2 separate regions of the Homo sapiens genome follow, and region 1 is linked to region 2. The links are chromatin loops, found by intact Hi-C in ENCODE. Cell type or tissue: HCT116. All regions are shown on one strand. Each heading gives the region's core, and the rest is flanking DNA. Links, peaks and the distances in the headings are about the cores only. Region 1 overlaps TEAD1 (TEA domain transcription factor 1). Region 2 has its middle 73 kb from the start of TEAD1.

The links. Hi-C counts contacts between places; a loop is a spot of excess contacts. Peaks named below come from ENCODE experiments on the same cell type or tissue, not always from the same donor. Only the 100,000 strongest peaks of a DNase experiment are listed, where the experiment ranks them.
Region 1: a loop joins it to region 2, with 2.1 times the contacts of the local background. A loop is called at or near these places in 2 of 110 quality-filtered maps.

What each region holds. Positions count from the first base shown.
Region 1 is chr11:12,744,913-12,760,273 of GRCh38, reverse strand. All of the region lies in intron 2 of TEAD1 (TEA domain transcription factor 1), which reads right to left. Among named protein-coding and RNA genes, the nearest start is that of TEAD1, 78 kb to the right of the region's middle. RefSeq lists silencers at 4,378-4,672, 9,978-10,272. In HCT116, for the core only: a CTCF peak has its summit at 6,823; no DNase peak of the experiment used is centred there.
Region 2 is chr11:12,594,103-12,609,463 of GRCh38, reverse strand. No RefSeq gene overlaps it. Among named protein-coding and RNA genes, the nearest start is that of TEAD1, 73 kb to the left of the region's middle. RefSeq lists an enhancer at 9,648-9,942. In HCT116, for the core only: a CTCF peak has its summit at 9,773 (motif pointing left); a DNase peak (open chromatin) is centred at 9,783.

The sequences.
Region 1 (15,361 bases), core at 2,603-10,602, 150 kb before region 2:
TTCTACTGGGTTGCCATAAAGATTTAGTAAGATCATGAGTGAAGGCGCTCTGTCATCTGTAAAACTATGAACAGATGTTCATTTATGTCCAAGTCCATCCTCTCTAGACAATGCTATGTACCTTCTGATGGATGGTGAAGAAATGAGAGAGCTTCCTCTAATGGTTTACTTTGGGAAACTGATTTACAAAGGACCTCTTCTTCAAGGTCTTCAAATGACTGCATAGAAAATGTAAATTGGTGACAACACCTTTATTTCTAACACTCATCTAATTCTGAATTTATTCACGGGTTCAACAGCTTTCAGATTCTTATGGGCAGTGTGGTTCAGGGTAGTAACCGTTTTCACAGAATGCCTTCAAGGAAAGAGAATAGAAAAGTCTTCTTTGTTGGAGATAATTTTTTTTGCTTTTGAGATGGAGTCTCACTCTATTGCCCAGGCTGGAGTGCAGTGGCACGATCTCAGCTCACTGCAACCTCCTCCTCCCAGGTTCAAGCAATTCTCCTGCCTCAGCCTTCCAAGTAGCTGGGATTACAGGCATTCACCACCACGCTCAGCTAATTTTTGTATTTTTTAGTAGAGACAGGGTTTCACCATGTTGGCCAGGCTGGTCTCGAACTCCTGACCTCATAATCCGCCCACCTTGGACTCCCAAAGTGCTGGGATTACAGGCGTGAGCCACCGCGCCCAGCTGGAAATACTTTTAAAAATATGTATACTTTGTAGCCCCCATGTGCCTCAGTTTCCATCATAAACACTTTTCTGAAAGATCCTTTATTCCTGAACTTTTTCCCAAACACACTCCAATAAACTCCAAAAACAAACTCTATGAATCCAAATATCCTGGTAACTGCCTCAACAACCACATTCCCTAAATGTGTAATTCCTTCACTATAACCTACTGAGGCTTCAAAAAGAGTAACATGAGTACAGTGGAGATATCACATGTGTATTCAACCAATACACATTTTATTATAAAAGCCTGGGGGATGACCGGGATAAGACAGTCCAATGCAGGTGCTCTGACACCAACTCTATCCAACAAGAGATGAGATAGGACACAGGAATTTGCTGCTCCCTTCATCTTAATTCCTGTGGGTCTCTCATAATGTCAGTTTCTCACCCATCTTCAGATTATTTAAAGGCTCTTAAGTAAAAGGGTTGATTTTAACTAATCCTCATAATTAATGAAATGCCATTGAACACAACGATCACCAAAAAAAAAAATCATTATGGCTTGTTTTTGCCAGTGTCTCAATATTCTATGAGGTCACAGGAGAAGAGCTGGGATGAAGTTAGGGCTCTGTCCCCCTGAGTAACACAGGACCACACAGCACCTGTAGCTCCAGTATGCCTCAGTTTCCACCATTAACCCTGGAGGAAGCCAACTTATTCATTCTTCACCATGTGATCCCACAGACTTTACCTATAACAGAACTTGATGAGGTGAGGCCTCTAATCCCAGCACTTTGGGAGGCTGAGGCAGGTGGATCATTTGAGGTCAGGAGTTTGAGACCAGCCTGGCCAACATGGTGAAACCTTGCCTCTATTTAAAAAAATGGCCAGGTAGGGTGGCCCACGCCTGTAATCCCAGCACTTTGGGAGGCCGAGGCGGGCAGATCACGAGGTCAGGAGATCAAGACCATCCTGGCTAACGTGATGAAACCCCGTCTCTACTAAAAACACAAAAACAAAATTAGCCAGGCGTGGTGGCAGGCGCCTGTAGTCCCAGCTACTCAGGAGGCTGAGGTGGGAGAATGGCGTGAACCTGGGAGGTGGAGCTTGCAGTAAGCTGAGATTGCGCCACTGCACTCCAGCCTAGGCGACAGAGTGATACTCCACCTCAAAAAAAAAAAAAAAAAAAAAAACTAGCTGGGCGTGATGACAGGTGCCTATAACCAGCTGCTCAGGAGGCTGAGGCAGGAGGATTACTCAAACCCAGGAGGCGGAGGTCACAGTGAGCCAAGATTGTGCCACTGCACTCCAGCCTGGGCAACAGAGTGAGACTCCATCACAAAAAAAAAATTAAAAAAAAAAAAACAAAACAAAAACTTAGTGAGTTGGTTTGTCATTGCTCCTCCCATTTGCACCCCAGTGTCCCTCCCTGAGGGCAGAGACTATGTAACATTTACACTGTCCCTAGCGCCAGTACCATACCTGACATATAAATAGTCAATGAAAGAAAGAATGAACCTCCAGGCATGGCAGTTCACGCCTATAATGCCTAGCACTTTGGGAGGCCAAGGTGGGAGGATCACCTGAGGTCAGGAGTTCAAGACCAGCCTGATCAACACAGTGAAACTCCGTCTCTACTAAAAATACAAAAATTAGTCAGGCGTGGTGGCAGGCGCCTGTAATCCCAGCTACTTGGGAGGCTGAGACAGACGAATCACTTGAATTTGGGAGGCAGAGATAGCAGTGAGCCAAGATCAGGCCACTGCACTCCAGTCTGAGTGACAGAACAAGACTCTGTCTCAAAAAAATTAATAAATAAAAAATAAAAAAAGAATGAACCAACAACCAGAAAACACAAATATTCTTTGATAACAACATGACTGAGATTAACACCCAAAGTTTCCACAAGAAAAGGAAGTGTTTCAGCTACTTTCACATTCCTGACTCTGGCCAAGGTTCCAATGAGTAGTAAGAGACCCAGAGAAAATCGCCAAATTAGGAGGACACAAGGAGACAGACTGTAAGCCAGGCACAGTGTAAATAACGAAGAGTTGGGTGGCTGATCCAATTTCTTAATCACAATTATTGGCAACTAATAGTCCTTCTGTGTTAGAGGGACAAATAAGATTTGAGTCCTTTAAGAGGTAATCTTTTATCATCAGTAAATCTTATTTTGAGGAGAATGGTAACTTTTGAGACAATATATTTTACCTTCTCCATTTCCCTTTCCCTTTTGATGACTGGAGAAGAAAATTACCAAAAGGTGACAGCTACAGGGAAAGAGATATGGGAGGCGGAGCAGCCAGGGTGTAAAGACCAGAAGCCAAGGAGGTGGCCAAGGAAGAAATTCGAAGAGGTGACAAATGGTAAAGCAAACTTGAGTGAGCAGGTGAGCAAAGGGCAGCATACAGACAGTGGCAACGGGACGAGCACTAAGAGAAAAGATTTCTAATAGCCCAGGAGGAGAGAGAAGTCAGTAGAAGTGAGGGCCACTTCAGGGTTTCTAGAAAGAGAATCACATGGTTGGAATGGTATTTATAGTGGACAACTCAACCAAACATTTGATGGCTTGAAGGTCACTGTAATCTTAGTCAAAGTCCAAATTTCTCTCATAGGAGAAAAGCTCCCCTCCAACAAAAAGACTGGGGGGAAAAAAGGTGCTTTACTTCCAAAGTGAACTGGTACCTCAAAACCAAATTCAGCCTTCTCCCAGAACTAGGTGTCAGGCATAATGCCAGCAGTTTCTGCCTAGAGGATCTTATTTAATCGCTGCACTTCCCCCTTTAGTATTATCCCCACCTTGTGAGGTTCAGAGACCTAAATAAGTTGTCCAAAGTCCTATACTTAACAGAGATTCAATCTAGGAGTCATTTTCCAAACAGAATGCACATTCTATGGGAATATCAAATACACTATACCCTCACTAGACAGTAGGATGTAGGCAGTGCTGAATTCTTAGCTCTGTAGATGACTGATATCATCAAGGACAGTCTAATTAATTCCTAATGAATAGTGATGATCCTGACTCACCGCTGTGGGCAGCTGAGAGGAATGTCAGACACTAATAATGGTTAATTGCTTTTGCATATGTAAAGTGGGTTGTGTTATTATTTTCCTACCATTTAAGACACTAGCCAACCTTGCTAACAAGTGGCCTGAGAAAAATACAAGTGAAGATTGGCAGCCTGGATTTTGTAGGCAACCACAGAAGAGATGGAAGCACAGAAAGTATGTCATTGTCAGAGACAGGGCAGAATTCTCAGGGAATGGGAATGCTGATGCTGAGAACTGAGGCAACATGTGCCACAACGACAGCAGCAGCCAGTGAGCCTTGGTGCCAATGCCAACAGGTTCCCTCTAATTTCAGCAGGGAGGAGTGGATAATTACTCCTTCTCGTTTTCAAAAATCACTTCCGTGTCAACAGAATCCCATCAACAAGCCAATATCTCTTCACCAAGCCCCAATGCTAAGCATCCCATTAGAGGACTTAGCATTACCCTCCTGAGAATCCCTGATTAATTCTCCGCTCCATCAGCCCTAAGTACTTGCCCAGGTGACAGCTCAAGAAAAGCTCTGATTGATTTCATGCTATGCAGCTCTGATGGGACCACTCTGCATTACCAGCCTTTAGGGGAATAGCCCACCCCATCCCCTTAATGAATCTGTTAGCCATTGAGAACAGAAATCCTGCCCCTTCCTTTCTCCCGTCACTACCACCAGTCAAGCTGATCATTGTTGTTCTTTATCAGTGGACTCCTTCAAAAGGACAAGGCCACAGACCCAGTTTCAGGCAATCTATCCTATCTGACCATTCCAAAGCAAAGACCTGATACCAAGACAGTGCATGCCCAAAGTGAGCGTGAACCAGAGGACATGACTCGTAGCCCAAGTCACTCCCACCCTGGGAAATGGACAACTTAACCTCGGGAAACACATTTCAACCCCAGAAACAGAAGCTTCTTTCCTGCTTTAAGAGAGCAAACGTCCCAACTGTTAGCAGTAAGGAGCTGTCAGTATTTCAAAAGGAAAACTCATAAGCCTTTTCCCAGGAGTAACAGTCAAAGAAAACCTTAAGACTAACTCCCCAATTCCAGTAGCCTGTGGAGTCAACATACACTTGGGGTAGACTAACCAACCATAATGCTTACTAAAAATAAAGAAAACACCAGGAAAACAACACTCCTTAGCCACTAACCTATGGATCACATCACTTTCTTAGTTGGTACGATTCACCATCCGATTATTATAACTCGGTATTTTAAATGACAATGAGCATAAAGTAAAAATCAAAAGTAGAAGTAAAAAGACATTAACATACAAGATAAATATAAGTATATACACCATTTCAAGAAGTCCCCTCAGCTGCATGACTGATGGAATGCCTAGAAATGGGTCTTATACCATTAGAAATGGCTCCCTAAGAGGGAAGTCTATAGGTAAATGCCTGGAGAGTCATCCCTGCTTACTAAAGGCCAGGTGAGACTCACCCAATGTTACACAGTCTGTTGACAGCCAACTTAAATGATATGTTGGCACTGGCCTCACTCCAGGTCCCAGCAGCAATCTGCCCAGATGCGGCCCCCTTGGCTGATTCAGAATTCTAATTGTGCTGCATCAGAAACGGCCCTCCCTACTTTGCATACAAAAGTAGTCCAGGGCCTTCTCCACCAGCTTCTATGACTTTGGATGCTTCTCTCATTCTGGCCATGCCCCATCTATCCTAAATTATTGAGACAGGCATTCTGGGGGTTGGGGAGAGAAGCAATAGGGAAATCCACACTTCACTCCTGATTGAGTCATAAGCCAATCAACAAGGAAAACCTGAATCAGGATGGCATTTTAAAGAGCTAAACTGCGAAGGCCAAGCCCTGCTCTGGTCCTTCAACCACAGCTCCTGACATTCAGTGCTCTCAGGATCTAATGGATCCAAATGGATTTCATCAGCACTCACATCAGGATCCAAAATCTAGGCTCTAACATGCCCAAAAGGAAAAAACTCTTTCCTGTCAACCTAAGGAACCAAAACCACAATTCATCACATTGTTTGCCTTCCCACTGTTTATATTTTCATTGTTTGTAACAGGCAGAAGTCTGATAGTCTCTAGACTATCAGAAATCAGGCTGTCACTTTCTCTTGTGTGGGTGTCAGATCTGGTCTGCCTTTACCCATTTCTAATGGATCTGAGCATACAGATCCTCAAAGCATACCCAAATCACACATGGATATTTCTAAGTCCCAAAACATGATCATAAAACTCCTCCGGGGCAGAGGCAGAGGCAGAGCCTGTGTGACCTCTACAACCTAGGACAGTGTCAAATAACATTGGGATGCTGGATAAAAGTGAGACAACATAAAACAACAAATAAAATGAACCTGTTTGAATAAATGCAGCTCTTGTGCAATCTTGAGGAAGAAAATCAAAGCTGAACGACTTAAACTGCCCAATATGAAACCTCAATGCAAAGCTTAGTCATTAATAGTATAGTACTGGCACAAAGATAATGAAAATAGGCCAAGGAATCAGATTAGAGAATCTAGAAACAAACTCATACACATACGTTCACTTGATTTGTAACAAAAGTGACACTGCATTACCCTGAGTAAAGAAATTTTTTTCCTGATACATGAGCCAGGTTGATTGATAGCCATACGAAAAAAATAAAAATTGACCCCACCACACACAATAGTTTACAATCCATCTGAAATAGACTTTAGATCTGAAAGTAAAAAAACCAGTAAAGAATTTATAAGGATTCTTAGCAGATTACCTACATGGCCATAAAGTAGTCGAGGATACTTTAAAGGAACACAAAAGCACTAATCAGGAGGGAAAAACATGATAAACTGGACCAAATCACAACTCAGAACTCGCTTTCTTGAAAGAACCATTAAGAAAATCAAAGCAGGCCACAAAGTAGATACTTGCAACACATTTATTCAACAGAGACTCATATCCTTCATCCTACAGGAACTCCAAACAATAAGAAATCAGACAACCCAATAGAAAAAAAAGTAAAAAGCTAATGTATTTTATGAAACATAACCAAATGGCCCATAAACATATGAAAAGGTGTTCAACATGCCTAGTTATTAAAGAAATGCAAATTAAAACAATGTGATACCTCTATCCAGCCACTAGAAGAGCTACAGTAAAGAGACTAATACTAAGGATTTTCAAGGAGATGGAGTAAATGGAATTCTCAAAGAACTGATGAGAGCGCAAATTGGTACAATCATTCTGGAAAACTCTTTGGCAATATCTACATACCAAAACTGATTATATGCATACCTCCTGATTCAGCAATTCCAAATCCCAGGTAGAGATGCTAAAGAAATGCATGCCTATGTTCACCAAAAGACAGGTATAGGAATGTTTATATTTTCATTGTTTGTAACAGACAGAAACAGCCAAATTTTTATTAACAATAGGACATATAAACTATAGTATAATCAGGCTGGGCGCTGTGGAACACATCTGTAATTCCAGCACTTTGGGAGGCCGAGATGGGCAGATTGCTTCAGCGCAGGAGTTGAGAGCAGCCTGGGCAACATAGTGAGACCCTATCTCTACAAAAAAAAAAAAAAAAAATTAGCTGGGTGTTGGTGGCGCATGCCTGTAGTCCCAGCTACCCCAGAGGCTGAAGTAGGAGGATCACCTGAGCCCAGGCGGTCAAGCTGTAGTGAGCTGTGATCACGCCACCGCACTCTGGCCTGAGAGAGTGTGAGACACTGTCTTAAAAAAAAAAAAACTGTAGCATATTCATAAAATAGAATGGTATACAGCTGTACTGTCCAATGCAGTAGGCACTAGACACATTTGTGAATTTAAATGTAAATTAATAAGATTAAAAATTCAGTTGTTCAGTCACACTACTTGTATCTCATGAGCTCAATATTCACAAGTGGCTAATGGCTACTGTGTCATACAGCACAGACAAAAATCATTTCACAGCCACAGAAAGTTCTATGGGACAGCAATAGAATATAAATAAATGACAACTGCAAGTAACAACATGGGTGAATTGTACCAACGCAATATTGAGGAAAAAAAAGATACAAAGAAATATATACTATACTGTCTGCGTCCGTTCATACCAAGTTCAAACACTAACGAAATTCATCTACGTTATTAGAAGTCAGGGTAGCAACCACCCTTTAGGGTTGGGAGTACTGACTGGAAGGCAGCGTGGGGAGGCTTAGGAGGTTCTGGTCATGTCAGTGCAGATCAATAGATCAATGGCTCTGGATGCCAATGCATTCAAATGGAAAAACACAAGGGACTCAATATTGATGATGTGTGTGCCCTTTTCTGTATGTAAGTTGGACTTCAATAAAAATTATTTTAAAAAAAAAGAAAGAAATGAAAAAAAAAAAAAAAAAAAACTGCCCTGTTTCAGTGCCTTTCTGATTCCAGTTACCTTAGAGAAAGATTATTCCAGGAGCTCTGAATACATTTGCCTTTTTTGAATTATGCTTTGATGTGCTGCCATCAGCATATGAAGGGTTATTAGAAGAAACAGCCAATGGGATTTGTCTCTAGAGTGAATGCAAGGATGTGGAAGACGCTGCTCATCACGTCACACAGACTGATCTTTACAAAGATCCCAAAGGAAAGTTCTACAGCAAACAAAACACAATGTGTTTTTTACCTCGTGGTCAAGCCATTGGCCTTTCCTTTACTCAGTAGCCACCAAAGTGCACTGAGCCACACTGGCAGGCCCCTCAGAGAGTGCTCAGAGGTGGTTTTGGTCGGCAAGTTTGGTTTCATTCCTAAGTCCACATTTAGTCTTCACCTCTATCCTCTTCTTTTTCTCCATTCTTTCTCCCACCTTCTATTTATGCTATTTTACAGTCTTGCATGCTGCCTTAAAATGATTCTGAAACATGATAGGGTATAAATATGAAAGGGAAAGTTTCTGTTTTCTAATTATCTGTTTCAATTTAATGTGGTAAAAGCATTTACTGAGAGCCCCTCCCACCCCTGTCCCTTCAGCCATATGTCCCAAGCACTGGATATGGAGATAAAGATACCACATTCCCTGTCCTCAACAAGCACCCTCTCCAGCAGCGAGACAAATAAGTACACATACCTGCAAGACTTCAAGCCCCTCCACTGGGAAGCCTGACCTGGCCTTTCCCCACTCCTCTGTGTTCCCACAGGTAGCACCTTTGCCAGCCAGTACAAATGAACTGAACTCACTCACCGCATAGGAATGATTTGTTTATGCGTCTCTCACCTTTGAGGATTTGTGAGATCTTTAAGGTTTGGGCCCATGCCTTTAGTAATTTTTCCTTTTTTTTTTTTTTTTTTGAGTCAGGTTGGAGTACATACAGTGGCATGATCACAGCTCACTGCAGCCTCAGCCTCCAGGGCTCAAGCCATCCTCCTGCCTCAGCCTCCCAAGTAGCTGGGACTACAGGCACATGCTACCATGCCCAGCTAATTATTTCGGTTTTTTGGCCTCACTATGTTGCCCAGGCTCATTTCAAACTGCTGGCCTCAAGCGATTCTCCTGCCTCAGCTTCCCGAAGTGCTGGGACTACAGGCATGAACCACCTCACCCAGCCCAGTCATTTTTCTATGTTTGGCATTCAGCAGAATGCCTAGCACATGGCAACTGCTCCCCAAAAAACAGGACTGAATGGTTGCCGGAAATAATGAGTCAATGGGTGAATATGAACAGGTGAATAAATATGTCACCTGATGCAATGGAGGAATCAATAGGGTGCTGATGGAGGAGTTTATTCTGTCTCTCGGATCAATGAGAGTTTCTCAGGGAGGTGGCATTTAGGCTGGTCTGAAAGGCTAATCCAGACTCACAGGCCAAGTATTAGTGGAGGAGATGTGGGGAAGAGAGAGCCAAGCAAGAAAGTAGAAAGGCTAGAGCAGAGGCTGAAAATGTAAGCTGAGTCAATCACAGGGGGCCTCATAGGCCATGACGAAAGGTGGACTGTTTCATACAAAAAGCACGAAAACACCAGAAACACCAGGAGTGTGTGAGCAACTCCTGAAGGTGTACGTGTGTGTGTCTGTCTGTCTGTCTGTCTACTTGGGAAGATAAAGGGTGAAGAACAGAGAATGTTATATATCTGGAATCTGAACTTTTAAATCAAAAGTATTTTCAGTATGGTCCAAGGCCAGGACAGTTCTCTAGATAAACTGAAATACTACAATGTGACGTCTCCCTTCAGTGTTCCAAGTTTATAAAGGTGTGTTTGTTTAAACAACCCAGAGCCATGGGATTAACTCTGCTCGGTACCTGATCACTCAGCCATTCTAATGAATGCTCATCAGACTGTCTTCAAGCACTCAACATACTCCCCTCATCCCTAAAGAGAGGCTGTGAGCTGACAACAGGGTCACACTCGAGCCCAACATGGGAACCAGGCTGCTATGCTTATACAGAGACATGCGTCTGCATTTGGCCAATGTGAAAACACCAACTAATGCCGACACGAGCTAATGCATGAATTTAACCAAAAGCACGCAACACTGCCGGTTCACAAATGTCAACTGGGTCCCAATGATCACCAACACAAGCAAGTCCCCACCCTTTAAACGACAAATATAATCTTCCATTTAATGATGACATGGTGATGGAGCAGATGCAAAACAGGTCTCTCACATTGAGATGCAAATTCAGGGGCCAATTAAAGCCCCACCCGCACCCCATCCCAATCCTCAAAATGTAAACCTGGTCCTTGGTTTACATCCAGTTCAAGTTCAGCAAGAGAAAGAATCTTGGCACCTTAGCTGAAGACAGGCTGAGGCAGGATAAGTGAGTAACTACTGTTCCCCCCTCAATTAAACCACTCATTCAAATGAACAAATATTACTGGAGCACCTGCTGTGGGCACAAGACCACTCTAAGCCGTCCACAAGCACTGTAAGGGCATTCAGTGGGGGCAAGACGCCCAGTCCAAGAGAGGTACGGACAGAAAGTCTGATGCGCTCATGTCTGACATCAGGCCTGCGCCTTCTCCTGCCTTCACTTCCCCATGGCCCAGGGTGCTGTGAGCCCTCTCCAGCCAGCAGTCTCCTCCCCCTCCCCTCTGACAAACCCCAGCAAAATGAGTCTGCTGAATTCAGTAAAATATGCAAAGGCCACACCTTGATTAAATCCACATTTTCTACGGGTCCCCAGCACACACACACAAATTTCTTTAGGGAAAAAGGTGGACGGAGTGTCAGGCAGGGGGAATATATTTCCTTCCAAGACTACATCCTTCTACAGATTCTGTTAACCCTGGTAGAGGAACAAGATGAGCTCTCAGCCCCTTAGATTAATTAAAATGTAATCCATTTCCAATTACACGTACAAATGGCCACTAAAGCCCTCCCTCTCAGGGAGACTTCCAGGTGCAGATTCCCTCTCAATCCAACTGCCTAAAGGTGACTCTACGTAGGGGATGTGACTTCAGAAGCCAAAAGTCCCCCACAGGCAAAACAAACCAGCGCAAATCCTCACACACACACAGTTCTGGCACAGTGGGCCCTGACACCATCAACATCACATTGCTGATTAAGGATCTATCTGTAAAAGTCCCCATGAAAATCCAAAAGGATTCCCAGGTCCTGGGAGAATCCCACCGCCTCCTCTCAGAGATGATGTTTCTCAGGTAAACTGGCTGGAGCATAACCCAAAAGGAGGGCCATTATCCTAGGTTCCCCTCCTCCCCTCCTGATCTAAATGATCACCAAGAACGTCCATTTGACCCCCAGTCCCCCTGCCTCCCCTGGATCCCCTCTGCTCCTCTCTACCCCACTAACTTTGCTCCTGTCTCAAGGAAAGGACCGCACCATTTCTGCCTCAGCCCTCTGCCAGAGCTGAGCTGTCCCCCGCCTCCCCACACTCTCGCCACTGCCAACAACCTAGTCCCCAAGCCTGGTTATACGAGATGATATGGGTGGCTTCTTAAACATAGAGATTCCCAGCTTTATGCCAGAAATCCTGAATCAGAATCCCAGGAGACATATTTTTAGCGAGTGTCTCCTACACTATCCCGCAGTCAGAAAGGTTTTCCTAAAATGCAAATAGGACTTTCATCATACACTCACTTGAAGTCATTCAGCAGATCCCCACTCACTCAGGACTGAAGTGCATTATGAGACCCCTGGCCTTTCACACCTGTTCTCAGCCTGCTCCTCCAGCCACCCATCCAGAACCCCAACATTCTAGCTGCACACGCACTCCAAGATGCCTGGACACAGCCGGCCACCTACTCCACTCCTTCAGGTGCCTGGGGCTCTCCCAATACCTGACAGATTGTTGGAACTCAAAAAACTTTTGCTGATATTGTCCTTGGTAGGTATTTCTAAGAATTGCAGGGATTAGACCAGGCGCAGCGGCTCACGCCTGTAATCCCAGCACTTTGGGAGGCAGAGGCGGGTGCATCACCTGAGGTCAGGAGTTTGAGACCAGCCTGGCCAATATGGTGAAACCTCATCACTACTAAGAATACAAAAATTAGCCGGGCGTGGTGACGGGTGCCTGTAGTCCCAGCTACTTGGGAGGCTGAAGCAGGAGAATCACTTGAACCCAGGAGGTGGAGGTTGCAGTGAGCCAGGATCGCGCCACTGCACTCCAGCCTGGGCAACAGAGCAAGACTCTGTCTCAAAAAAAAAAAAATTGCAGGGATCACCTTGGACATCTGGAGAATCCATATGGCAGAGCAGTTATATATACATAAAGAGAATACTGAGTTTTAGAATCCCAAAGAGTTTGAATTTTGATTCCTCCACTTACTACCTGTGCCTACATTTCTTTTCATGAAAACTGGAACATTATTAGCCACCTGATGTAAAGATTAAATGAGATGATCCATGAAAGTATTAACAGAATATCTCAATCAACAGTCAATGCATATATTATCTAAATGCTTAGAGATGAGCATGGGTAGTATGTCTTAACTGTGCCAGACACACCGTAGGTTCTCAAATAGCTGACAACAAAACTAATAGGCCAGGCGTGGTGGCTCACGCCTGTAATCCTAGCACTCTGAGAGACCTAGGCAGGCAGATCACTTGAGGTCAGGAGTTCAAGACCAGCCTTGCCAAAATAGTGAAACCACATCTCTACTAAAAATACAAAAAATTAGATGGGTGTGGTGGCGGGTGCCTATAATCCCAGCTACTCAGGAGGCTGAGGCAGGATTATCACTTGAACCCGGGAGGCAGAGTTGCAGTGAGCCAAGATTGTGCCACTGCACTCCAGCCTGGATGACATAGCAAGACATCGTCTCAAAAAATAAATAAAAAACAAAAATTTTAAAAATTAAAAAATAATAATAATTACTGCTAATATATCCACCTTCTTCCCTGCTATACTGCAAATTTTCAAAGGTAGGCACTATTTCCCATTCATTTCTGCACCCCACTCCAGCCCCCTAGCCCAGCTCAACAAATAACCATTTGCTTTATTTTAACTTAAAATGTGAATACAATTTTGATGATTCTTAAGAAATTCATCCTTGTCTAAGGAATTACAAGGACAGCCTCAGGCATACCTTAGACTAGAACCACAGAGTGAGATAAAAGAGACTCACTGGCCTCAAAACCTTCCTCAGGTTTCCAAACACCCTGACTACCTGGTCTGTGGCCTCAACAACCAACTCCACCTTTCTTTAACCTCAGGCAGGACCTGCCACCTGCTGAGCCGCACAGTCTGAGGTCTTCACTGGTGAACCCCCAGCCCGCCTGGTCTGTGGCATCCCAGCCCCTGCTGCAGCCTGCCCACAGCCCTCAGCCCAGCCTGCTTCAGCAGCAGCTCATCCTGGGAGAACGCAGCCTGGCTCTCAGCCAGTTCACCTCCCACAAGAGCCAGGGGGCTGCGCTGGGCCCAGTGTCAGGTTACCACAAAAATAACAGTGGGCCTGCCTAAACCACGCATGCGGGCCAAGTGTAGGAGGGAAGTGCCCCAGAGGTGAGAAAGAGCAGCTCAGGAGAAGAAAAAAAAGGAAGACCTTTGAACATGTGTCAAAGAGGACTTGGTTTTTAAGAAAAGAACATTAAATTCATAACTACACTCAATACCGCCACTACAGCTTCTTCAGTACCTCATTTAGTACCTAATCAGGGTAACATATTTATATTATACTTAACTCTAAATATGCTTTTAAAAATATTATTTTAGGACAAGACGGGGATGAAGTTTTCTTTAGTTTGCTTATTTAATACCATTTATAAGTCAGATTTGGGTCAATGAAGGTTTTAACAAGTATTCCCACTGAACAAATTCCTAATATTACTCAGCTTTAATTTTCTCAAAACTAAATCCAAACATGTCGAAGCTAATTAGGTTTATGTAGAAGAGGTAGGACTTCAAGGGGAGGGAAAAGGCTAATAAAAAGCATTTATTCATTATTTTTTCTTCTTCCCTAAAATGAAATCAAAGTTCATTCCCGTGCTACTCTCGTGCAAGAATGCTGCTAGCTTGATGTGCTCTGGCCCAGCCTGGATATTTCAAATAAAGTTAACTTCAATCACTGTAGGGAGTTAGGAGGGTATTGATTCTCCATCCATTGTTCTTTCATCCTGGTTTACTCCACACACAATGCCTCTTTAATTTGCTCCTAGCAACTGTTTTATGAGTGGGTGGGTACAGGCCCAGCTACAAGAAAAGATGCACTTCCTTAAGCCAGGCAGGTAAGCCTCAAGACCAGGCCATCCACTGGGTGGAATGGGTTTCCCACTGTAATCCCGTACGTGCAAAAGAAGCTGTGAATGCCTTGGCAGGAGAAGACAGAGCCAACTCTAACAGGCACATTTAGATTCCCAACCTGAAGGTGGTGAAAGGTAGATGGACAAAAAAATTCTAAGCAGAAAAATATGGGCTAAGTTTTTTTTTTTAACAATTAATTTTGATGGGGAAAAGGTTCTCAATTGTCACCTTATTTTGCAGTTATTGATTTATATTTCATTTTACAATATCAGGGTTGCACGTATTATAAGACACAGCCGTATTCTGAACAAGACTCCACTGCAAACAGTCCAAAAAAAAAAAAAAAAACCCCTTAAAATGACAATTTTAGAGGCAGCCAGACCAGCAGTTGACATGCAGACAGGCAGCGATTCTGTGTTTTTAAATTTTTTTTAGCTTTTCAGAAACAGCCCTCTCCCAATCAAATTGATCAAAAATTTCATAGAAGAACTTATCACCAGTGGAGTGTGAGTCCTGAAAATTTAAAATAATACCGAATAAGTAGTGAAATTCACTGTAGTTTCATTCTGTCTTTAAAAGCAGCCAAAGTCTAGTTTCCAGAAGAGAGGATCTCATTCACCTTGCTACTCCTAGTGTGGCCAGAATTGACACAGTTCATGCAGGGCACATCACACCGTGCAATTATCAACCAGCATTGACACTGCTAAAAGATCTTTAATAATCCTGGTTTTTACCATAAAAGCTCTCATTATTATCCCAGCTCTCTTTGCTTGTTCAGCGTGCCTGGTCACTTACAGGAGGATGAGAAAAAACCGTAGACTCGACTCATCTTTCCCCAGCAGTGTCTCCCAGGGAGCTGTTCATGTCTCTGCAGAGCAATGCCACCACACTCCCTGACCAGGTTTAAAATTAGCCGAGCCCTGGAGAGCCACAGGTAACCTTCCGACAAGGTTAGCCAGCAGAGCAGAGCACAGCTCAGGGAGGGACATTAATAAGAAGCCAAGTAGAACCTTTCAACAAGCC
Region 2 (15,361 bases), core at 4,871-12,870:
TTCTCATTTCTCTCAATAACATTTTGTGGTTTTCAGTGTAGAGGCCTTAATCATAGTTAATCCAATTTATTGCTAGATACTTGATGTTTTTTGATCCTACTTGGGGTAGGTTGAAAAATGGCCTGTAACAATGTTGGGTCCTAGTTCCCAAAAACCTATAAATGTTATCTTATTTGGAAAAAAAGGTCTCTGCAGATGTGATTAGGTTAAGGATCTTGAGGTGAGGAAATTGTCCTGAATTATCTGGGTGGGTCCTAAGTGCTATCACAGGTATTCTTTTTTTCTTTAAAAAAAAATTTTTTTTATTATACTTTAAGTTCTGGGATACATGTGCAGAACGTGCAGGTTTGTTACGCAGGTCTACACGTGTCATGATGGTTTGCTGCACTTATCAACCTGTTGTCTACATTAGGTATTTCTCCTAATGCTATCCCTCCCCTCGACCCACACCCGCCGACAGGCCCCAGTGTATGATGTTCCCTTTCCTGTGTCCATGTGTTCTTGGTGCACTGTTTAGTTTTCTGTTCTTGTGTTAGTTTGCTGAGAATGATGGTTTCCAGCTTCATCCATGTCCCTGCAAAGGACATGAACTCGTCCTTTTTTATGGCTGCATAGTATTCCATGGTGTATATGTGCCACATTTTCTTCATCCAGTCTATCATTGATAGGCATTTGGGTTGGTTCCAAGACTTTGCTATGGTGAACACTGTTGCAATAAACGTATGTGTGCATGTGTCTTTATAGCAGAATGATTTATAATCCTTTGGGTATATACCCAGTAATGGGATTGCTGGGTCAAATGGTATTTCTGGTTCTAGATCCTTGAGGAATTGCCACACTGTCTTCCACAATGGTTGAACTAATTTACAGTTCCACCACCAGTGTAAAAGCATTCCTATTTCTCCACATCTTCTCCAGCATCTGTTGTTTCCTGAGTTTTTAGTGATCATCATTCTAACTGGTGTGAGATGGTATCTCGTAGTGGTTTTGATTTGCATTTCTCTAATGACCAGTGATGATGAGCTTTTTTCATATGTTTGTTGGCCGCATAAATTTCTTCTTGTGAGAAGTGTCTGTTCATATCCTTTGGGCACTTTTCGATGGGGTTGTTTTTTTCTTGTAAATTTGTTTAAGTTCTTTGTAGATTCTGGATATTAGCCCTTTGTCAGATGGATAGATTGCAGAATTTTTCTCCCATTCTGTAGGTTGCTTGTTCAGTCTGATGATAGTTGCTTTTGCTGTGCAGAAGGTCTTTAGTTTAATTTGATCCCAGTTGTCAATTTTGGCTTTGTTGCCATTGCTTTTGATGTCATGAAGTCTTTGGCCATGCCTATGTCCTGAATGGTATTGCCTAGTTTTCTTCTAGGAGTTTTATGGTTTTAGGTCTTACATTTAATTCTTTTTTTTTTTTTTTTTTTGAGACAGAGTCTCACTCTGTTGCCCAGGCTGGAGTGCAGTGGCATGATCTCAGCTCACTGCAAGCTCCGCCTCTCAGGTTCACACCATTTTCCTGCCTCAGCCTCCCGAGTAGCTGGGACTACAGGTGCCTGCCACCATGCCCGGCTAATTTTTTTGTAATTTTAGTAGAGATAGGGTTTCACCATGCTAGCCAGGATGGTCTCTATCTCCTGACTCTGTGATCCACCTGCCTCACCCTCCCAAAGTGCTGGGATTACAGGTGTGAGTCACCACATCTGGCCACATTTAAGTCTTTAATCCATCTTGAGTTAATTTTTGTGTAAGGTGTAAGGAAGGGGTCCAGTTTCAGTTTTCTGCATATGGCTAGCCAGTTTTCCCAACACCATTTATTAAATAGGGAATCCTTTCCCCCATTGTTTGTTTTTGTCAGGTTTGTCAAAGATCAGATGGTTGTAGATGTGTGGTGTTATTTTTGAGGCCTCTGGTATGTTCCATTGGTCTATATATCTGTTTTGGTACCAGTACCATGCTATTTTGGTTACTGTAGCCTTATAGAATAGTTTGAAGTCAGGTAGCATGATGCCTCCAGCTTTGTTCTTTTTGCTTAGGATTGTCTTGGCAATGCAGGCTCTTTTTTGGTTCCATATGAAATTTTAAGTGGTTTTTTTCTAATTCTGTGAAGAAAGTCAATGGTAGCTTGATGGGGATAGCATTGAATCTATAAATTAACTTGGGCAGTATGGCCATTTTCATGATATTGATTCTTCCTATTGATGAGCATGGAATGTTTTTCCATTTGTTTGTGTCCTCTCTTATTTCCTTGAGCAGTGGTTTGTAGTTCTCCTTGAAGAGGTCCTTCACATCCCTGGTAAGTTGTATTCCTTTTATCTCTTTGCAGCAATTGTGAATGGGAGTTCACTCATCATTTGGCTGTTTGTCTATTATTGGTGTATAGGAATGCTTGTGATTTTTTCACATTGATTTTGTATCCTGAGGCTTTGCTGAAGTTGCTTATCAGCTTAAGGAGATTTTGGGCTGAGACGATGGGGTTTTCTAAATATACAGTCGTGTCACAGACATTCTTATAAGAGAGACAGAGAGAGATTTGACATAGACACACAGGGGAGAAAACCATCTGGAAATGGAGCAGAAAGAGATTTGAAGATGCTGGCCTTGGAGACTGGAGAGAGATGACTATTAGCTCAAGAATGCTAACAGCCTCCAGAAGCTGGAAGGAGCAAGGAACAGATTCTCTCCTAGATCCTCTGGAACATGTCTTTGATTTTCTTGTTTTTCCCCAGTGAAACCGATTTTGGACTTCTGGCCTCCAGAACTATGAGAAAATACATTTTTGTTGTTTTAAGTCATCATGTTTGTAGTAATTTGTTACAGCAGCCTCAGGAAACTGACACTATTGTAAGTGGTATTGTTTTTAAAGTTCAGGCTAATTCAGGCATAATTTACATTCAGTAAAACTTTCCCTTTTTAGGTATAAATTCAATGATATATAACATATATATATATATATATATATATATATATATAGTAATGTAACTACCACTGCAAGAGACATATAGAACATTTTCGTCACCACAAAAAAGTTCTCTTATGCTTGTTTGAAATCAGTCTTCTCCCATCCAAGCTCCAAGTAATTAATGATTTGGTTTCTGCCTCTGGAGTTTGGCAGATGTCATGTAAATGGAATATACAAATTCTAAAGGCTATATACAGTATATAGCCTTTAGAGTTTGACTACTATTTTGTTGAAGAGTTTTATGTCTATTTACAAGACAAATTTTATGCAGTTTTTTAAATTTTTTTTTTCTGGTTTCAATATTAGGAAAATTCTGGCTTTACAAAATATGTTGGTAAGTGTTTCTCTTCCATATTCTGGAAGATTTTGAATAGAATTGATATTATTTCTTCTTAAAATGCTTGATATTATTTACCAGTAATGCCATCAGGGCCCAGAGTTTTCATTGAGGGAGTGTTTTAAACAACACATTCAATTTATGTAATAGATATAGGACTATTCATGTTATCTGTTTCTTCTTGAGTGAGCTATGATAGTTCACAATTTTCAGGAATTTATTTTATCTATGTTATCAAGCATATTGGCATAAAGTTGATCATAGTATTCCTTTATTATCCTGTTATGTCTGTAGAATCTGTGGTGATGTCCATATCTTCCCTGCCTCTGCATTCTTATTGTTGGTAATGTGTATCTTTAAAATTTTTTTTTCTTCATCAGTCTGGCTGGAGATTTATCAATTATATTGATCTTTTCAACTAACTAGCTTTAGATTTCATTACTTTTTTCTCCTTTTTTTGTTTTCAATTCTATTGATTTATATTATTTTGCTATAAGGAATTCTGTTTCTTGAACTCTTAACCTCAAGCAATCCTTTTGCCTCAGCCTCCCAAATTGCTGGGATTACAGGTGCAAGCCACTGCACCCAGCCTAAGAATTTTGTTTCTATTTCTATGAACATTTAATGTCCTTTGGCACTTTAAACAAGTCATCCCATTGATTTCTTGCTTTTAGAGCTTCTGTTGAGAAGTTAGCTGTGATTGTTGTGGGGCTTTTTTGTACGGATAATATATTCTCTTTCTCTACCCTGCTTTCAAATTGTTCTTTTTCATTTTTGAAGCAAATGCTTCAAAGGAAAAATCCATGCCCAATTATGAGATTCCCATCTCTGGGCTCACATCCCTTCATCTCCTGGCCAAGTTGGGAGCTCTTCTTTGTCTCCCAAAAGACATTTAAACCCACTTTTTCTAGTTGTTTATGGCAAAGTATTGTTCTGATATAAGATAGTTTCTCATAAATGGCAGAAGTCCTTTTATGAGTTTTAAAAGTACCTATTTTTAGGTCTTTACTGAAACTGTACATCTTATCTTTTATCATATTGACACAAATTATGTTAAAGACTGTTTAATTATGCAATCTTTGGATCTCTGTGAGTTTGTGTCTATTGTCTGTTATTTCTGCTGGGTGTCTTTTCTGTTGCCTTGCCTTACGGTATGCCAAGTTATTTTAAGATTGTGTGCCAGATCTTATATGTGAAAATTATTTTAGAAATCATGTGAGGACTTGGAAGTTATGTTCCTCCTCTGGAAAGGATTTTACTTTGCTTCTGTGAAGTTTCTGGATCCACTACCAGTTTGGGATAAACTTAATGTAATTTCAGCAAGTGAGATAATTTAAAACATGGCTGCATTTCCTACAAGTGAGTCACCTTCTGATTTGCCTTTACTTCTAAGTTATAGCCCTTTAGGATCCTAACCCAAACATAGCAAGTTTATCACCTTCTATTCCTTGGCAGGCCTTGGATATCTCCTGTTGGTCCCCAGGCCTGCAAGCTTATCAAAGGCTGCTAAACAACTCAGATACTTTTTCTAGAATTGATAAGTGTCTCTAAAAGAAGCTCCTAATTCCATGTTAGCTCTGTCATCTTATGCATCTTGGTCCACCAGTTCTTCACTATCTTTTGGGCCCTTCAGTACTCTAGGCAGTTTTAAACTTTTTTAAAATGCAGTTTTTATAGATGTTTCCAATAGAAGAATGGTTCTCTTATCTAGTCCCACATTAATAACCTCATTTGCCATTTCCTTGAGTGTATTATAATTTTATTTTTTCCCTGAGATGGAGTCTCGCTCTGTCGCCAGGCTGGAGTGCAGTGGCACGATCTCGGCTCACTGCAGACTTTGCCTCCTGGGTTCAAGCAGTTCTCCTGCCTCAGCCTCCTGAGTAGCTGGGACTACAGGCGCAAGCCACCACGCCTGGCTAATTTTTTTATTTTTAGTAGAGACGGGGTTTCATCATGTTGGCCAGGATAGTCTCGATCTCTTGACCTCATGATCCGCCTGCCTCAGCCTCCCAAAGTGCTGGGATTGCAGGTGTGAGCCAGTGCACCTGGCCATAATTTTTAAAATTCAGGAAATTAATTTTTTCTAATTTGTCCATGTCTCTCTCTCTCTTCTCCCCCTTTTTTCCTCTGGTTTTTAAATTTTATTTGTCTGTTATGGTAAAAGGCTTTCCTCAAATGTATGGTAAGCCTTGTGTGTGTGTGTGTCTTTTTAATGTTTTAAAAACAGGGACTACATGCTGATTGGAGAGGTGTGTGTGTGAGAGAGAGAGATCAAGCGGGGTGGGGGAGGGGAGAAAAGATGTTAGTGGACTTCACTGATCAGGGCTAACCTTGCTGTTTCCTTAGGCTGGAGGGGTCATCAAAATGTCAGTATATGTGTGTCTTTTCTCTTGAGCAGGGTTATACTCCTAGCTGCCAACGTCCTGGGAAGTCTCACTGTTCAGTTTTATGACTTTTATTTCTTCAATGTTTAGACCAATGCTTTACCACTTCCTTGAGTTGTTCCCTGAGTTCAAATCATCTCCACCTGGTAATAGAATATGACTACCTCAATTTCCTGTGTTCATCTCAGGCCCAATCAGCTGTGATCAGGGGACTTGGTCACATGTTATAGAGTTGCCACTTTGGCACTGAGGTGAATGTATTTTCCCAAGAGGATTTGAATGGGAGGAAATTATGGGCGTATTCTTCATAAGGCACATTCTTATATCTTGTTTTACTTGAAGCACTTCTGAAAGTTCTGAAATCCTTATATTTTCAAGGAAATCACTCCTCTTGATTTGGGAGAGTGGAAAAATAATCAAGCTATTTTGAGTAGTCAGCTTCCTCTTGTCAGGGACTTAAAAATTTTCATAAGGCCCACTTGGGACACATTCCAGATGATGGGATGTCCATTTCTGCTCAGAGATGGTTAGTACCTTGGCTATTTCAAAACAACATTATCTATGGGATGTGCAGAGGACATAAAATCTGATTAGAAACTTTCTTCATTCTTTAGATAGAGTCTGTTAGTTCTAAATTTACAGGAGGGAAATTTGGGGATAGCCAAGGTCCTACTCTCACCTCATATTCCCCATTGCCAACTGGTGTAGTTAAAAGAGAAAGAATAAACTTTATATTCAGACAGACTTCCTTTTGCGCCAGAGCCACTTACTAGCTGTGTGACTTAGGGCATGTTCTTCAAACTTGGAGGTTCAATCTCCCCCTCTATTTAAAATGGCAATAATGAAGCTTGTTCTGTTCATACTCAATGAAAATAGTAATGCTTATGTGTTAAACACATGTTAAATGTGCTAGTTTTTCTCATGCGCTTATGTCTCACATAATTCAAATTACTCAAAGTCCTATTGCAAACATTTTACCCTATTGGGAAAGCCAGGTTGATTCCTCACTTGTTTTGCTGAGGACATTGCTGGGGCAGGACATAGTGTGTAGGGAGCTTAGATCAATGACTGGTTGGCGTATCATTCATTTAACAGCCGAAATGGGTGGGACTGAGGAAATGACTAGAGAGGTAGCGTCTTGGAGAAAAGGCAAATTAAGAGCTAGCCAGTCAATTTGTCAAGTGCAAGAAGCTCAGTTTTACACAAACGGGACTAAAACTTGAAAAATCAATCATGCATGAAACTTTAAAGTGGGGTTGGGAGGCAGGATCTGGAGAAATTCCCAGAACCACAAGATATGGCTCTTCTACTCCAGGAAGGGTGTGGTCTGAGGGCTTAAGATAGCATGATGATTTTTATTATCTTTTATTTTCTACTTATTTTGATATAAATTAAAGATCTACATAAGTATAAGGGGGTAAAAAACAAAAGCCCACCTTTCTGTTACCCCTTCTAATCTGTTTCTATGCATTTACACACATACACAAAATACTTTTTAAAAACATAGATCAATCTGTACATCTTTTAAATTTAATAATATATTTTGAAGATTCATTCAATAAATATTGTGAACTACTTTAGATAAGATATTTCTGTTTTATTCACTCATTCACTATATCTCTATCTTTTCAATTTTTTTCATACTGACACACATATATTCATGTCTTTTTTAACAGTGGCAGAACTATTTTACAGTGTAAGAGACATTGTTTTCTCTCAGTCTGAGTCTTACCTTTCCATTTTCAAATGATATCTGTCAAACAACAGCTTTTAACTTCAGTTAAGTTCAATTTATCATTCTTTTCCTTTATAAGTAGTGCTTTTTTGTATCTTATCTAAGAAAATCTTTGCCTATCCCTAGGTTGTGAAGATTTTCTCATGTCTCCTTTTAGAAGTTTAATGGTCTAATCTTTATGTTATATCAATCCCTTAATTAAGGCTTGACCTGGTCTGAATCACCGAGATTGGTCCAGAAATGGACAGTCACAGGATTTTTGCTTGAAAGTTTCTGGGGAGGTATATTTTGTGAGATAAAAACCTAGAGCTGCTCTTAGCCATTTTTGCTGCCTGAGAATGAAGCTGATGCAAAAGAAAGAGAAAAGAGATGGAAAGAGGCAGGTTCCTGACAACATTATTTGAACACCTGATTCCTCCCAGACCTGCAGTCAGATGTCCTAGGCCCTTTCAGTTACAAGAGCCAATAAACCCCTATTTTGGCTTTAGGCAGTTTGAGTTGTACTTATTTCAACTACCATAAAATTTTAGGTAACTAATGGACATTGTTAAGGATGTGGCATCACTTATTTAATCTGTCCTCTATGGATGGGCATTTCAGTTGCTCAAAGTTTTAGCTGTTATAAGTCATGCAATCCCTGGAGCTGGTGGAAGGAGGGGGTGGAGGAAGATGTTGGGTAAATTAAAGAGCCAATGTTTTGTGAGAGGCACAGAGAATTTCCTAAGAATAAAGCAGCAAGAGTCTACCTTCAGCCTGCATAGTTAAACCAAGGGAGAGGTGATTGTTTCATCAGACTTTTCATTAGAGGACTGGGGGCTTCTCTTCCACGGGCAAAGGAGTGGCCAGGAAGGAGATAGGGCTGTTCTATAACAGTATCAGCATCAGGCAAGGGGAGAAGGCAGAGGGGCAAGGCTGTTGCCTGCCCGAGGTTCCCGAGATGGGCTCTGCTCAGGCCCTTGTCACGCTTGTGATCACAGCCTTGCCTTCAGCCCTTTCCACAGACCTTTTCTCTCTCTACTCACATACCATGTCATAGCCCTTTGCAAAGTGACCTTTAGACCTTGTGTTAATCAGTTTCGGCTCCTACAATAAAGTAACAGACTCGGTGGCTTATAAATGATGGACATTTATTTCTCACAGTTCTGGAGGCTGGAAGTCTGAAATCAAGGTGCCTACATGGTCAGGTTCTGATGAGGGCCCTCTTCTGTGTTGCAGACTGCTGTCTTCTCATTGTGTCTTCACATGGTGGAAAAAAAAAAGCGGTGGGGGGTGCCCTAGAGAGCACTCTGAGGTCCCTTTTATAAGGGCACTAATCCCATCCATGAGGGCTCCACTCTCATGACTGAATCACCTCCCAAAGGTCCCATTTCCTAATACCATTATATTGGGGATTGAGATTTTAACATATGAATTTTGAGACATTCATATGTCATTCAGCTCATTGCAGATCCCAAAACATACAACAAGAAACTTAGAATATAATCATTTGAATAACTTTCAAGTTTGCAAGTAAAAATCTGTTATAAAGGCAATATTATTATTATTACTATTGCTCATTTGAAAATGAGAGTATAGTGGAAATAGAAGAGGGCTTCAGCATACTCTTTGAAGTCAGAAAGATCTGAACAACTAGTAGATTAAAAACCTCGGGTAAGCTACTTTTTATGCCTCAGTTCTTAATCTATAAACTGTACATAGCAAACACTTTGTTCATGTAATTATGGCAAGGATTGAATGAGATAATTTTTGGCAGCATGGCATATGGAAAATAACTGATGAATGGTAACAGACATTATTAAAAAACAAAGGCTCAGGGAAATAGAGACATGTCCAAGTTCTCATAACTAGGGAGGGTCCAGAACAGTCTTGGATCCACCCATGACTTCTGATTCTTGTTCTTTCCACTACACAGTTTTTTTTTTTTTTTTTTTTTTTTTTTTTTTTTAAGATAGGGTCTTACACTGTTGTCCAGGCTGGATGAAGTACAGTGGTGTGATCACGGCTCACTGCAGCCTTAAACTCCTGGGCTCAAGTCATCCTCCTGCGTCAGCCTCCTAAGGTGCTGGGATTACAAGCATGACCCACGGCACCTGGCTCCACTGCATAGCATCTGAATGTAAATTGGGCAGTCAGGGAAGACCCAGACTAGTCTCTCAGCCAGTGAAGGGAGAGTATGGAGATAATTTGTTTCCAGCTCTTTTTACTTAACTGTTGGACAATTTCCCTTTCTCAAACATCCTCCAAATACTGGTGTATTTAGAATGAGACCCTCGCAGGTGCTGACCTAACACCACTTCAAGGTTTTCTACCATAACTAAGACCTCAACGAGTTGTTCGATTTCCCAGAGCTCTCGGCCCAGGCTCCCCCTGGCGGCCGCTGCGGAGAAGCACCCAGTACCAACTGGGCCAGGGAGCCTCCGCGCTCGTGGAGCAGAAGGGTCAAGAGCAGATGGTGGCCGCCATTTGTATTTACTAAGCCCAAGCAGGGCAAACACTTCACAGGAGGCACCCAGCTTGTGACGCAATCCTTCCCCAGGTGGAGGACACACTCACATTCTGCTCTGGGGATTCCAGTACCAAGAGGACAAACAGTGGTAGGGGACAGAGCTTAGGTCCTCTGGGAGGAAAGTGGCTGAGGAATTGGGTGGAGGAGGCCGAAGCCTTTTATGGCCTCTCTAATTCTTAAGTAGTTGGCTCACATCCCTCAGGGCTGGCGTTATAATGGTACCTGCGGTGCTTAGCCAGCTTGGCCTAGGGAACTTTCTCGTCCAATCTGGACTGGGCCCTGAGCTCTGTGCAGCCTGTGTCTATTCTTGGTCACACACTTGAATACTCCAGTTTTTGACTACCCAGTTTCTAATACATTTCAATGGAAGCCTGTGCTGTTTAATCCCCAGGATGCCCCTGTAAGCTAGATTCTTTTATTATCCTCATCTTGGAGATGAGGAGACTGCAATACGGAGATCCTGTGTCTCCTGCTGAGGATCACTCAGCCATGCAATAGAAAAGTTGGCATTGAAGCCTAGATCTGAGAGCTTCAAGGGCTGTTTGCCTTCCACCAGGCTATCCTGCACTGAACACAGTAATTATTTGTTACCTATAGACATGACCAATCATAGAACTGAAGAAAAAACCTGGAGTCAAAGCAGAAGGGAGAAACCTAATTATTCACAATTCTACTTGTGTCTTCCTTCCTTCCTTCCTATCCCTCTCCCTCCCTATGGTTTGTTCTACAAGCTTTCCTTTTATCAAAGAATCACTGCCAAGCCGCAGCTTCCTGTGTTTTGTCTTATTACTCAGAGAAGAAAGTAGTGTCTGCTGGCTTGATCTGTAACTCGGGCCGTAATTACTTCTGAACTGTTAGGGTTCAGAGGGCTGGCTAAAGATCTCCAAGAAATATCAGAACCTTCTGATTCTGTCATCTCTTGGGTGGAACTTAGAGACAAGTAACGTTATTGGAGCACTATTAAGTATCATATTCTGATTTATAGATAGATATTCTAAGGGGTATGTGTCTGTGTGTATACACACACACACTGTGTACACTTTGGGTCTGGGCTCTTTTGCTCAGCATAACACTTCTGAGATTTATCCATACTGTTGCATACATCAGGGGTTTGTTTCTTTTTATTGCCGAGTAGTACTCTGTTGTATTGATATACAACAATTTATTCACCATTCCCCCTGATAGACATTTGTGTGGCTTCCAATTTTGAGCGATTATGAAAAATGCTATGAACATTTGTGTACAACTCTTTGTTTAGACATATACTTTTGTTTTTCTCTCAAATGTTTTATTTCCTGTGAATGAAATTTCTGGGTTGTATGCAAAGCATGTGTTTAACTTTTTAAGAAATTGCCAAACTGTTTTTCCAAGTGGTACTATTTTATATTCCCACTAACACTGTTGGAGTTTCGGTTGTTCTACATCCTCATTAACACTATTATCAGTGTTTCAAATTTTAACCATTACACATAAGTTTTAGTTCATGTTGTCTCATAATTTTAATTTACATTTCCCTGAAGATTGATTATGTTGAAGATATTGTTACGTATTTATTAGCTGCCCATAATCCTCTTTTGTGAAATGGATGTTTAAATATTTTGCCCATTTAAAAAAAATCGGGCCTCTTATCTGTTTCTGAATGAGTTATAGGAGTTCTTATATTCTCGATATAAATTCCTTGTCAGGGCTGGGCGCAGTGGCTTACGCCTGTAATCCCAGCACTTTGGGATGTCGAGGTGGGTGGATTACTTGAGGTCAGGAGTTTGAAACCAGCCTGGCCAACATGGTGAAACCCCGTTTTTACCAAAAGTACAAAATTTAGCCAGACATGGTGACAGACACCTGCAATCCCAGCTACTTGGGAGGCTGAGACAGGAGAATTGCTTGAACCCGGGAGGCGGAGGTTGCAGTCAGCCAAGATCATATCACTGCACTCCAGCCTGGGTGGCAGAGTGAGACTCTGTCTCAAAAAAAAAAGAAAAAAATTCCTTGTCAGATGTGTGTATGTCCGTGTGTGTGTATACATATGTGTGTGTGTGTGTGTGTGTGTGTGTATATATATGAATGACTATGTAACTATATATTATATACATGTATCTGAAACTTGCCTTTTTAATATTTAAATATGTTGTCTTTCACAGAGCAGGAGTTTTTACTTTTGATTAAGTCCAATTTATTAATTTTGTTCTTTTGTGCTTAATGCTTTTTTGTGTCTTTCAGAAAAGAAAATAACAAAAAAGAAAATCGCACACACAAAGTCTTTAACCTTAAGTTTGAAAAAATTTTCTCAATGTTTAGAAGTTTAATAGTTTTAGCCTCTTTGTTATACTTATGGTAATTTTAGAGTTAATTTTTGTGTATGTTTGAGGTAAGGTTATTAGTCTGTTTTCACACTGCTATAAAGAACTACCCAAGACTGAGTAATTTATAAAGGAAAGAGGTTTAGTTGATACACAGTTCCACATGGCTGAAGAGGTCTCAGAAACTTACAATCATGGTGGAAGGTGAAGGGAAAGCAAGGCATGACTTACATGGTGGCAGGAGACAAAGAGAGCGAAGGGGGAACTGCCAAACACTTTTAAACCATCAGGCCTCGTGAGAACTCACTTCACTATCATGAGAACAGCATGGGGGATACTGCCCCCATGATCCAATCACCTCCCACCAGGTCCCTCCTTTGACACGTGGGAATTACAATTCGAGGTGAGATTTGGGTGGAGACACAGAGCCAAACCATATCATAAGGGATGAGGTCAAGTTTTTCCAAATGAATATACAAAGTTGTTCCATTACCATTTGTTAAAAAGATGGAGGTTGTGGTGAGCTGAGATCATGCCACTGCACTCCAGCCTGGGCAACAGAATGAGACTCCGCCTCAGAAAAAATTAATAGATCACATATAGTAGATCTATTTCTGGACTGTCAATACTGTTCCTTTGATTTATAAATCTGCCCTTATAACATTACACTGTCCTGATTGTAGCTTTTTTTTTTTTTTTTTTTTTTTTTTTTTTTTTTTTGAGACGGAGTCTTGCTCTGTCACCCACGCTGGAATGCAGTGGCACAATCTCGGCTCATTGCAACCTCTGCCTCCCGGGTTCAAGCGATTCTCCTGCCTCAGCCTCCTGAGTAGCTGGGATTACAGGCACCCACCACCATGCCTGGCTAATTTTTGTGTTGTTTTTTTTTTTTTAGTAGAGATGGGGTTTTGCCATGTTGGCCAGGCTGGTCTCGAACTCCTGACCTCATGATATGCCCGCCTCAGCCTCCCAAAGTGCTAGAATTAGAGGCGTGAGCCACTGCGCCTGGCTCTGATTGTAGCTTTATAATCAGGTAATATAAGTCTCCCAACTTAGTTCTTTTTCAAATTGTTTTGGGTATTTGATGTCCTTTGTGAATTTTGGAATAAGCTTATCAATATCTAAAAATAATCTGCTGAGATTTTGATAGGAATTGAGTTAAAGATATAAATTAATTTGGAAAGTATTAACTATATTGAGTTTCCAATCTGTGAACATAATATATCCCTGTGTTCATTTAAATTTTCTTTAATTTCTCTTAGCAGTGTTTTAGTTTCCATTTTGCAGATCTTGAATAATTTTTTTTAATTATACTTTAAGTTCTAGGGTATATGTGCACAATGTGCAGGTTTGTTACATAGGTATACATGTGCCATGTTGGTTTGCTGCACCCATTAACTCGTCATTTACATTAGGTAATTCCTAATGCTATCCCTCCCCCTGTCCACCCTCCATGACAGGCCCTGGTGTGTGATGTTCCCTGCCATGTGTCCAAGTGTTCTCATTGTTCAATTCCCACCTATGAGTGAGAACATGTGGTGTATGATTTTCTGTCCCTGTGATAGTTTGCTCAGAATGATGGTTTCCAGTTTCATCCATGTCCTTGCAAAGGACATGAACTCATCCTTTTTTATGGCTGCATAATATTCCATGGTGTATATGTGCCACATTTTCTTAATCCAGTCTATCATTGATGCACATTTGGGTTGGTTCCAAGTTTTTGCTATTGTGAACAGTGCCACAATAAACATACATGTGCATGTGTCTTTATAGTAGCATGATTTATAATACTTTGGGTATATACCCATTAATGGGATGGCTGGGTCAAATGGTATTTCTAGTTCTAGATCCTTGAGGAGTTGCCACACTGTCTTCCACAATGGTTGAACTAATTTACACTGCCACCACCAGTGTAAAAGCATTCCTATTTCTCCACATCCTCTCCAGCACCTGTTGTTTCCTGTCTTTTTAATGATCACCATTCTAACTGGCGTGAGATGCTATCTCGTTGTGGTTTTGATTTGGATTTCTCTGATGACCAGTGATGATGAGCATTTTTTCATGTGTCTGTTGGCTGCATAAATGTCTTCTTTTGAGAAGTGTCTGTTCATATCCTTTGCCCACTTTTTGATGGGTTTTTTTTTCTTGTAAATTTGTTTAAGTTCTTTGTAGATTCTGGATATTAGCCTTTTGTCAGATGGGTAGATTGCAAAAATTTTCTCCCATTCTGTAGGTTGCCTTTTCACACTGATGGTAGTTTCTTTTGCTATGCAGAAGCTCTTTAGTTTAATTAAGATCTTGAATAATTTTTAAAAATTTATACCTAAGTAGCTCATCTTTTTGAATGCTCTTATAAATTATATTTTAGTTACTTTTCCAATTGTTTGTTGCTAATATATACAGATGCAATTGATTTTTACATGTTAATCTTGTATGCTGAAACAAGGTTAATCTCATTTATTAATTCTAGTAGGAAGACTTTTTAGGATTTTCTAGGTATACAGTCATGTCATCTGTAATTACAAATAGTTTTATTTCTTTGTTTCCAAACGGTATGTCCTTCCCTTTTTGTTTTGCCTTTTTACGTTAGCTCTGACCTCCAGCATTATATTTCCTTGTTCCAAATTTATGTGGAAAAATATTCAGTTTTACACCATTCAGTATGATGTTAGATGTAGGTTTTTTTGTAGATAGTGTTAATCATGTTGAAGAAGTTCTATTCCTAGTTTGCAGAGTTTTGATCATGAATGGATGTTAACTGTTGTTAAACACTCTTCCTACATCTATTGAAATGCACCATATTCTGTTACCATGATAATATGATAAACTAACATATTAAATTATAAATTAACATTAAATTCTGTTACTAGGTTATATGATAAATTACATTAATTGATTTACAAATGTAAAGCCAAGATTGTATTCCAGGAATAAACCCCACTTGATTATGTATTGCTATCCTTTAAAAATATTACTAGATACAATTTGCTAATTGTGTTGGAAGGATTTTTTTTATCCATGTTCATAAAGGACAGTGATCTATAATTTTCTTTTCATATAATGTCTTTGTCAAGTTTTCTTAACAGGGAATACTGGCCTCATCTTCTATTTTCTGAAAGAGCTTATGTAGAATTTGTATTATTTTT